2 separate regions of the Homo sapiens genome follow, and region 1 is linked to region 2. A link is an interaction called in ENCODE POLR2A ChIA-PET data of the cell type or tissue named here. Cell type or tissue: Caco-2. All regions are shown on one strand. Links, peaks and the distances in the headings refer to the core of each region. The heading gives the core; the rest is flanking DNA. Region 1 overlaps LINC01512 (long intergenic non-protein coding RNA 1512). Region 2 overlaps MRPL14 (mitochondrial ribosomal protein L14).

Region 1 (5,372 bases), core at 112-5,111, 190 kb after region 2:
CCCTTCCAGCAGCTTCTGCAGTGGTGGATCCAGCCTGAACTATCCTGTCTCCCACGAACTATCCCGTCTCCAGAAACATTCATTTGTCAGAGCATTCTTGCCTGCTCTTCTGGAATTCTAGTTACAAGCACTTTTAAAATCAGTCAAATTCATACCTCATCAAATCAGAATAAAACATTTTTTTACCCAATTTCATTCATCGCATTATTTATTCAACTTGATTTCAAATACTGTTTTTTAAAACACGGGAAAAAACTTTATTGACTAGAGTACAGTGCTTATGCACAGTTCTTTTTGCCTTTAGTCTTACAGACTCTTCTCATTTCCCAAACTACTTACATTAGCTTCTTTTCCCCCTTGTCCCTTCAGTGAGGCTGTTTTATCCTTTTGTAATACACTTAGATTAGATTCTTTTGTCACATTCTGCATTCCCTCTTGCAATCTCCCAACATCCTAAATGACTTTTTAAAATTTGCATACACTAAGGTCCCCTTCGCCCTGTAACACTGGGGGGTTTTGACAGTTGCGGCATTATATATTCACCATTGCAATATCATACAGAATAGTTTCGCCATCCAAAGAAATTCTTTTGCACGTCACTTATTCAACCTTCCACCAACCCTGAATCCTTAGCAATCACTGATCTTTTTACCGTCTCCATAGTTTTACCTTTTCCAGAATGTGATATAAATGGAATCATATAGTATGTAACTTTTTCAGACTGGCTTCTTCCACCTAGCAATATGCATTTAAGATTCACTCGTGTCTTTATGTGGCTAGATAGCACATTCTTTTTTATTGCTAAATAGTATAACATTATGTGGATGTACTACAGTTTGTTTATCTATTCACCTATTAAAGTACATCTTGGTTACTTTTGGTAATTACATCTTTGGCCATTCTTTTTTCTTTTCTTTTTCTTTTTTTTTTTTTTTTGAGACAAGTTCTTGCTCTGTTGCCCAGGCTGGAGTGTAGTGGCGTGAACATGGCTCACTGCAGCCTTGACCTCTTGTGCTCAAGCAATCCTCCCACCTCAGCCTCTCAAGTAGCTGGGACCACAGGCACATGCCACTCTGCCTGGTTGATTTTTTTTTTTTTTTTTATCTTTTGTAGAGACTGAGTCTCGCCATGTTGCCCAGGCTGGTCTCAAACTCCTGGACTCAAGTGATCCTCCTACCTTGGCCTCCCAAAGTGCTGGGATTACAGACATGAGCCACCATGCCCAGCCCATCTTTGGCAACTCTGAATAAATTGTTGTTATAAATATACACATGCTGGTTTTAGTAAGGACATGAGTTTTAAAATCAATTGAGTAAATACGTAGGAGCACAATTGTTAGATCCTATGGGAAGACTATACTTAGTTTTCTGAGAAACTATCAAACTGTCTTCCAAAGTGGCTGTATTGTTTTGCAATGAATGAGAGTTCATTCCCAAGAGTTCTGTTGCTCTGCATCCTCATCAGCAATTGATACTGTCAATTTTTTGGATTTTAACCATTCTAATAGTCTTTTTACAGGAGAAGGAAATGGAATTTTGAGAGGGGAAGTGGTAGAGTGGCAAAGACATTTAGTGCTCACCAAATACCCACATGCGCCCCACACTCCTCAGGCCCCTCACCATGAGGTAGGACCCTAGACCAGTCATGGTCAATAGGCTGTGAGTGAAAATGCTATCTGGCACTTCAGGGTCAAAGCATTTAAGATCTTTGCATAGCCCTCCTGCATAGCCCTCCTGCTCTTTTTTGCCTCTGCAGCAGCAACCAGAAAGCTCCGTGTTGAAATTTGGTACATCCAACATCCAGGGTCCCTAAGCAGCTATATGGAACAGAGCCCCTGCCAGTCTGCTTTAGCCAAATAGCATGAGCAAGAAAAAACCTCCGTGGTGTTAGCCCACAGATTTCCAGGATACTTCGTCACTGCAGCACAGCACGGCCTATCCTGACTCACACAGCCAGCCACTGGCTCATGCCTTTGGCATTATGCTGACATCATCAGAACCCCCGAACCTGGTGGTATACTGGCCCAGAAAAAAAGCTGCTTAAAGGAGGGAGATAGTTTAATAAACTAATGTTTACCAAGACCTACCACGTGCCTGGCCCCACTCAGGCTCTGTACCTACATTGTCTCATGTACTCCTCAGGCCTGTCTGGAGGAGACCTGCTACTGCCAAACAGCCTGCTCTAGCCTCTCCCCAGGCCTTATCTCCCCAGAGGCCATGTGGGATTGACATGCAACTGGGCTAACTTTCCGCCAAATAGTGCAATCCTTACAGGATACTAAAGGCAGATCTCCCCACCCAAGCCAAGCCCTCAAAAATTCCTGTATGTCCCCATGTTGCCCAAAAGGCTTTACCCAACTAAGAGGAAGCAAGTCTCAGAAGTTCTGTTCTATCTTCTGCTGCATCTTTTCTTCACACTCAGGCTTTGCTTTCTGCTAACCCCATCCTTTCTAGATTCCCAGTTGTCCAGAAGACACATCCCCATAGCGTTTAATAGGATTCTTCTTGGCCGGACGCCCGACCCTCTACTACGCTAAGCCTCAGAGCAGGCCACAGGCTGTGCTGCAACATCCACACTCTCCCTATTTCCCAATCACAGTGTGGGGGGCTGCCCTCAGGGCAGGGAGCCAGCCTTTCTCCCATGAAGTGAAGTGATGTGATGTTCACAGGGCTCAACATCAAGACCTTGACCTCATTAGCACAATGTTCTGGTCAGCGGGCTTGGGGAAATGTGATGATGTTAATTACGTGCTGATTTATTTAATCCCTGGTCTTGTGAAATACAGCGCACTTGCCTTCCCCTCCTTCCCCCAGGGACTATAAACTGCTGGGGACCGGGCAGGGGGTGGGGCAGGAGGGCGAGGGCCAGTGGACTGGACTCTGAGGCCACACAAACCTGGATTCAATTCCTAGCTACTGTGACCCTGGGTTACCTTCCTGAACCTAGGATTGGGTAAGGATTATGGGCTTGGCACTGTGCCTGGCGCAGAGGAAGCTCTTGGTAAATTGTAGCCATTGGTATCATTATTGTTAATTATTATTTTAGTCTACTAACTGAAGGATGATTTTCCATTGCCCCATCTCTATTCTTGAGAGGCAGTAGGCTGTAGACCAGTGTTGACTAATAGAACATTCTGCAATGATAGAGACATTTAATATCTGTATTGTCCAATGTGACAGTCTCTAGCCACATGTGGCTGCTGAGCACTTGAAAGGTGGCTAGTGCAGTGAGGAACTGAACTGTAACTGCATTGAACTTTAATGAATTCAAAGTTAAATAGTCACATGCTTTTAGCGGCCACTGTATTGAATGGCACAGGTGAAGAAGGTAAGAGTACAGGCTCTGGGATAGATCCTGCTCCTGCTACTTCCTTGCTGTAAGACCTTGGGCCTGTTACTGGCTGCTCTGAGCCACAGCTTCCTTATCTGTAAAATGCAGATATGATAGCACCAATTTCCCAGGGTGGTTTCGAGGATTAAACATGTTAATGGATATAAAGTGCCCATTTTGGAAGTGTTCAAGGAAACTTAGCTATTATGATTACTCTCTTTGGCACTAATGCTGGCCTGGAATCCATGGGCATGACTGTGTCTGCATTCTGACGGCAGGATCTTGAGTTCAGGGCCTCTGTTGGCTCCTATTCTGAATCTCTCCTGGGCCCAGCCCAGGGAGAAAACCCATGTCCATTGGACAGGGAGTGCAGGAGACTCAGAAAGCTTTGAGGATACAGATAGGAGACGCCCCAGTTGATAGCCCAGCCCACGCTGCCCCTCTTCCCACAGCGGTGGTGGGACGGTTGGCCTTCTCGAGAAGAGGAGGGCTGTGAGGGGCAGGAAAAGGCAAACCTGAGAGAGGAGCTTTGATGGGCTCAGGGTCAAGAGGCTTTCTCTGTTCCAATCTCCTGAGTCAGGGAGCTGTAGGAGCCAAACTGTGTCCCTTCAACCCCCTCTCCAAACACTGGGGTTTAATTGATCCACCTGCCAAACTCAGCCAGAAGCCAGAGGTCAGAAGGCTCTACCAGAAAACAGCAGGCTTCTAAGAAATGGAAGATCTGGGTTCAACACCAGGGCACTGGAGCCGAGTCTTTGGAATTCCCCTTTCCTCTTCACCCAGATGAGGAACTGAACTCCTTGATTTCAGGGAATGGATGCAAGCTTGTGTCCTTTCCACTCAGTTTCTTCCACAACTAAAGGTCTGAGGGCAACAAGGGTGTGAGGGCCATGTGGGGATTTCCAAACCCCAGGACTTCTTGGTGTCCAAGAGGCATGACCTCAACTTGTCCCAAAGAACAAAACAGCATCAGAAGCTAAGGACCCTCTGAAGGTCTCCAAAGTCCCCACCTTCTTTCTGTCTCTCTCCTCACCTGTCCTGGACTCAGTAGGAAATGGTAGGGTCTGAAGGCAAGGCCCAAGTCTCCTCTGTGAGGCGGCCCAAGAGAACACCTGTCTCTCCCAGCAAAACCTCAGAGCCCCCTCCTTCCCAAGTGTTTGAGACTCTGGCTTCGCAGCCAGGAGCAACCCACCCTGCAGAGCCACAGAGAAATGCCACAGTCCCATGGGACACAGAAACAGGACGTGGGGCAGGGTGGGGGAACCATCTTTGCTCCACTCTTTCCCTGATATCAGGGTAAAAGACAGCAGGAGGTGTGAGCTCGGATGCCAGGAGGGCATCCTGATGGTGGGACATATGAACCGGTGGGTTGTAGGAGCCAGTTATATTAGACTTTCTGGTCTGGCTGATGGTCAGGGTTCTGGGAGAGGGGGAAGTGTGGGATTTAAAAGACACAGGATACATGGCTGATATGATCTCTCAGCTGGACTTGGAGTCAGACCGATTTAGGTTTAATCCCAGCCAGGCCGCTGACTGGCTGGGTGACCTTGGGTTAATTATTTAATGATACTTCTATTCAGCTTCCTCATCTGTAAAATGAGGGTGAAGAGATTCACCACCAAGGTTTGGAGGAGTGGGGGAGGCAAATGGCCCTAGCCCAGTGCCTGGCATGTACTGGGGAATAGAGAGGTGGCTGGGGGTTTAGGGTGCACAGGAAAGGGAAGACCCGCAGGAAGGCAGGCTGAGAGTGGGGAGCTAAGTCCCCTAGTGGGAAAGACTGATCTCCACATCAGGAGATGATCTGTGGTCCTGCTCCAGACCAAGAAGTGGGCCCTCCTCCATGTGCCCAGGCTGACAGTCTCCCGCTCGCCTGCCCTGCTCCTGCACCCCACTTTAGGGCAATCCTGGGGGCACTGCCAGAGAACTGGGAGGCCTCCCTGGAGATCTAGGCTCTTCTGGCAGATGCCCATCCCCCTTTGTCCTGGGGCCTCTCGTTTGCCAATCCCAGGAAGCCCCTTGCTCAGAGGGAACTGATTTCCCCT
Region 2 (5,372 bases), core at 318-5,317:
GGGTACAGATAAGTCTTCACAAAGTCCTGACTTTCTGTTGCTGCTCCTGGACAGCACTCTGCTCTGTGTGTGTTGCTGACATGTACATTCTCCCTAGCCTTGACCTCTCAGAGGCCTGTGCACCCTGACCATAAGAGATACAGACTGCAGACTTTTTTTTTTCCTCCCACCAGCACCACTGGGAGTCTGAGTGCGATTCAGAAGATGACGCGGGTACGAGTGGTGGACAACAGTGCCCTGGGGAACAGCCCATACCATCGGGCTCCTCGCTGCATCCATGTCTATAAGAAGAATGGAGTGGGCAAGGTGGGCGACCAGATACTACTGGCCATCAAGGGACAGAAGAAAAAGGCGCTCATTGTGGGGCACTGCATGCCTGGCCCCCGAATGACCCCCAGATTCGACTCCAACAACGTGGTCCTCATTGAGGACAACGGGAACCCTGTGGGGACACGAATTAAGACACCCATCCCCACCAGCCTGCGCAAGCGGGAAGGCGAGTATTCCAAGGTGCTGGCCATTGCTCAGAACTTTGTGTGAGTTGAGCCCAGGCCTCTGGTTGCAGGACTCGTGAATGGAGCAGTTCTGAGAACCACCCTTTTGCTAAGGGAGCTTGGGAGCCACATGGCTGCTCCCTTCACACTGGGTAACAGTGTAGTATCCTGTGAGAGAATAAATGTATTCATTTATGTGTTTTTCCAGAGCTTTCTGGGATGTGGGAAAATAAATTACACTGAAGCAGTTGAAAGGTGGCTTACCCGAGTCTGGCCACACGGGGTAGCATTCTTTACATGGAGCAGCCTTGGTGCCAGGGTCTGAGCCCTTGCTTTTCTGGTTTGGACCCTATAAGTTCATCCAGGACTGTCAGGCCCTGGAAAACTGAGGTACACACCAAATGCCAATTTATAAATGTACCATGGCTCTAACCAAAAGATATTTGTTTTTATTTTTCTCATCCAAAATATCCTCTTCCTGTATTAGTGGGCTTGAGGCTTTAAATGGTTATAAAGATGACCGGGTTAGCATGGAATAAGAGCAGAGAGGCTGATTTAATCTAGTGAACATTTCTTTTAGGCAGCAGTAAAGCCCAGACAGTAATCCTTTCTTTATTCTCGATAGTCTGCCGGAACACTCCTCTGTGCCCAGTAGCAGAGCTTCCTTCCTGGACTGCTGGAGAAATGGATACATTCTTAAATTTTGCAGATGACATAATCTTGGGCCTGTGCAGGTGATTCAGTGACAGTTATCTTTCGTTCATCTGTTGGTCTGCATGGGAAGATTTAGAGGCTCCCTTAGTTTCTTTAGTGGAACCTCATCAACTTATTTGTAAATTCTTTTTTTTTTTTTTTTTTTCGTTTTTGAGACGGAGTCTCGCTCTGTCACCCAGGCTGGAGTGCAGTGGCACGATCTTGGCTCACTGCAACCTCCGCCTCCCGGGTTCAAGCAATTCTCCTGCCTCAGCCTCCTGAGTAGCTGGGATTACAGGTATGCAGCACCACACCCGGCTAATTTTTGTATTTTTAGTAGAGACAGGGTTTCACCATGTTGGTTAGGCTGTTCTTGAACTCCTGACCTTGTGATCCACCTGCCTGGGCTTCCCAAAGTGCTGGGATTACAGGTGTGACCCACTATGCCCGGCCCTTTTTTATTTATTTATTTAGAATACCTTAGGTAGTTAACTCATTAAATGAGTAACTAATCACAGTGGCTTCTGAGAGTCAGAGTAGGATAATAGTTAGGAACACAGGCTCTTGTAGCCAGACTGTAAGGGTTTGAATCCTGACTCTACCACTTAATGACTGTAGGCAAATTATTTTACTTTTCTGTGGCTCAGTTTCCTTACCTGTAAAAGGGGGATGTAATAATGGTCCTTCTTGATAGAATTGATGTGAAGATTAAATGAGTTTGTACCTGTAAGTGCTTAGAATGATAACCTGGCAATAATAAGCACTCAGGTTGGGCATGGTGGCCCATGCTTGTAGTCTCAGCTCCTCAGGAAGCTGAATTAGGAGGAGCACTTGAGCCCAAGAGTTGAATCCAGCCTTAGCAACATGGCAAGACCTGTCTCTTTAAAAAAAAAAAAAAACACAAAACACTCAATAGATACTTTTAGAAATAGGAATTAGCTATTTCCTATTGTCACGACTGCATGGGTCAGCACTGAGAAAACAAAGGTGAGTAAAAGCAGGTGCGGCCCCTGCCTTCCTGGAGCTTATAGAGTCCCAGGGGAAACTAACATGAATCAATTCCTCAAACAAGTGCAAAGTCCCAAGTGTAGCAAGGGTCTGTGATAAAGGAGCTAAGAGTTTTTCAATGGGATCAGAGGCAGCTCCCTGAGGAAGGATTGCATCAGCTGCAGTCCGAATAGGTACAGTGATAGAAGTCAGTAGTGGTTACCTGGTGGGTAGGGAAGGTGTAGACTGGAAAGGGGAAAGAGGGAAACTTCTGGGTCTCAGGAATGTTCTAAATCTAGATCTGTGTGGGAGTTCCATGAAGATAGACATCTGTAAATACTTACTGAGCTGTATACTTTAGTGCACTTCACTCACAGTGAAATAAATGAATAGGCATTAGCTAGGTGAGAGAAGAGGAGGAGATGTTGCTGGTAGAAGGAAGGGCATGTGCACAAACCCTGTGACAGGAGGGAATGGGATAAATGCCAGGTCTAGAAGAAAAAGCCAGTGTGGCTGGAGCCACAAGAGGGAACATGGTGTGGGTTGAAGCCAAAAGAGGAGTGGGGCCTTACGAGCCCTCGGAAGATTTTCCTCATACTGGGGGCACTGGGATGTTGTTGGAGAGTAATTTAGCAAGTGGGATAAAGCTGGTGGGAGGGGAGACATGGTTAGATTTGCTCTGCAGAGAGCTCCTCAGGGAGGCCAGAATGGGTGAGTGTGTGCTTTGCAATAGACTATATGCGAGGTGATAATATGGACCAGGATGGTGGTGGAGGGCAGTGGGCATCTTTAGGAGGTGGAGTTGACTTGGTAATGGGTTAGTAATGGGGAATACTAATGGGGAAAGGCCAGGGATGGGTCTGAGGTTTCCGGCTTCTATGCCTGGATGGTTGGTTGTGTTGAACTTGGAGCTAGGCTGGAGGATTAGGGAGGAAGAGCAGTTGTGGGCAAGCTGAATGGAGGTGCCTTTGAGACATTGAAGAGATGTCGAGTAGGTAGCTGGATATAAATCTCTTAAATTGGAATAACACTGAGGACACTGAGTTTCAGAGGTAAGAGGTGATTTCTCAAGGTTCTACAGTTATGAAGTGGTAAAGCTGGTCTCAGAGCTGGATCCTGTGACTTCCAACCCAGGGTCCTCCCACAACATCATTGGGTCTTCCTTTCGTAATTGATGAGTCTACTCCATCTTGACCTGATTCTTACTAGCTGTGATTCTAGAGGCTGATGTTCTGATTTTCCTGAGTTCTGTGGGCACACCTTGGAGTCCGTTGCCCACTGAACGTTGACTGCAATGAGGCAGAGGCTCTTAGTTTTACATCTTCCATTGGAGGAGCACATCGCTCCCCAGGGCTCCTCTGACTAAGCCTGATTCAAGGTACTCTGGGTATTTTAGGAGCTAATATCCTTTCCTTCTGGCCCTCTGGAAGGACATGCTCTGCTGCAGTGGTTGGATGTGGCCAAGGAGGAGGAATCATCGAAACCAGGGCCTGCTTTGCCAGTGGTGGTTCTCTCCAGTGGCAGGAGCTGGTGCTCAGCAGGTTCTGAATGTCCCTGCTTTCTGTGCTACTTCCTAAAGGCTGTGGGAGGTAGAGAACCCTGGCCTGAGGCAAAGGGAGGGTGGAATTGTTCTTAGCCTGGCACCACTTGCTCAAGGGCTGGACCTTTGCTCTCACTGGGGCAGCTTGACCCAAGCTGCCTTCTGGCTTCTCAGGTGGCTTGCTTTCTGGGGTCAGCCTCACTTCTTCCTCTGCCCTTAGTCAGCAGGAAGTGTCTTCCTTTCACGTGCTTGCAGGGTGCTGCCTCCCCTCACCTGCCTCCCTGCTGTTGAGGTTCACCAGAGTCATTCAGATGACTCTCCTCTGTCCTCGCTGTCCCCTCCTCTGGTCTTCATGGACTTAAACCCTCTCCCCAAGGTGTTCTGTGCTGACCGCTGGAAGGCTGTGGTTTCAACAAAGACTGTGGCCAGGGCCTGTGACGCAGGCCCTCGCAGCACAGCCCAGAATAGCCTCGGCTTTGCTGCTTTTCCAGCTGCCCTATCACTTTGCAGGCTGGAATCTAATTTGCTGTCCACCCTCTCCACCCCAGTCTCTCAGCCAGTGCTGCTTTCTTTGCCCATAAAATATTTATAATCACAGATTATGTTTCCCTGTGAATATAAACTTGCTTTTGTTGTTTTTCCCCTTCTGTGCCCTTAAGAATCTGCCCCTGACAGGCCAAAGGGCTTTATTCTCTGGGTTCATGGACTTCATCACACTTTCTTTGCTGAAGTGGCTAGCTCCGCTCATGATCCTACTCCCTCTGCTAGATAACTGCTGAAGAAATGTGAGGAAAGAGCTCTAGGTTAGTTACTGTAGTCAGAGACCTGGGTTCCAGATGGAACCCTGCTGCTAACTAGCCACAGCCTCTGGAGGAGTTGGGAGCTTATTGCTTGAGGGCTTGGTGCTCAGGACCTCTGGCCAGTGGGTGTGACTCCTAAGGACCAGCCACATTGAGGGATGTGCTCTTGGCTGTTGATGAGGTGAGGGGGACCTGACCAAAGCATGTGCAGAGAGGCCTTGCCACCATCGGCACTCCTGAAGCTAGTCATCTCTGGCACAGATGTCCAGTCCGCTTTCTGTGTGCCTTTGGGAAGTAGCACAGAAAGCAGGGAAATTAAGAGCCACTAAGTACCAGCTGCTGCAGCTGAGGAGAAGCACTCACTACTGAGTTTCTCCCCTGAAATTCTCAAGCCCAGCCTTGCACTTAGGAGGGCAGCAGCCACCGTGAGGCAGAATTCACTGGAGGCGTGCCTCCTCCTGTGTCAAGAGTGTGGAGGAGGGCCAGGGCCGGGGTCAATCCGGGGGTGAGATCCTACTGTGCAGGTGGGAGCCCAAGGCCGTTCCGCTCCAACCTCCCCGTGCGCAGCCTCCTCAGTGTCCTTGCTCGGGCCTCTCATTGCCTTTCTTGGCCTCTTCTCATGGTCTTTCATTTTCTTTCTCAGTGGCTGAGAAATCTTGTTTTTGACAAAAATTGTATGATACTGGACTCAAATGCTTAACTGAAATTCGAATCTGTACCAGCAGCTGCATGTCTTTTCTTCCTCTAATTTTGTAATTCATACTTAAAATCATGGGACTTCTGTTTCATTCTTTCCCACCGGGAGAATGGTAACGGATCACAATTAAGTTCTTTCCAGCATTTTCGACACCTTCTTGC

What was found. Peaks named below come from ENCODE experiments on the same cell type or tissue, not always from the same donor. Only the 100,000 strongest peaks of a DNase experiment are listed, where the experiment ranks them.
Region 1: POLR2A ChIA-PET joins it to region 2 with 5 read pairs; 1 of 35 experiments calls an interaction of 5 or more read pairs at or near these places.

The regions. Positions count from the first base shown.
Region 1 is chr6:43,914,883-43,920,254 of GRCh38, reverse strand. All of the region lies in intron 1 of LINC01512 (long intergenic non-protein coding RNA 1512), which reads right to left. Among named protein-coding and RNA genes, the nearest start is that of LINC01512, 27 kb to the right of the region's middle. In Caco-2, for the core only: no CTCF peak of the experiment used is centred there; a DNase peak (open chromatin) is centred at 2,868.
Region 2 is chr6:44,109,011-44,114,382 of GRCh38, reverse strand. MRPL14 (mitochondrial ribosomal protein L14) reads left to right here. Exons shown (of 3, transcript NM_032111.4): 3 at 174-932. The coding sequence ends at 540. Among named protein-coding and RNA genes, the nearest start is that of MRPL14, 16 kb to the left of the region's middle. RefSeq lists an enhancer at 4,079-4,248. In Caco-2, for the core only: a CTCF peak has its summit at 767; a DNase peak (open chromatin) is centred at 2,314.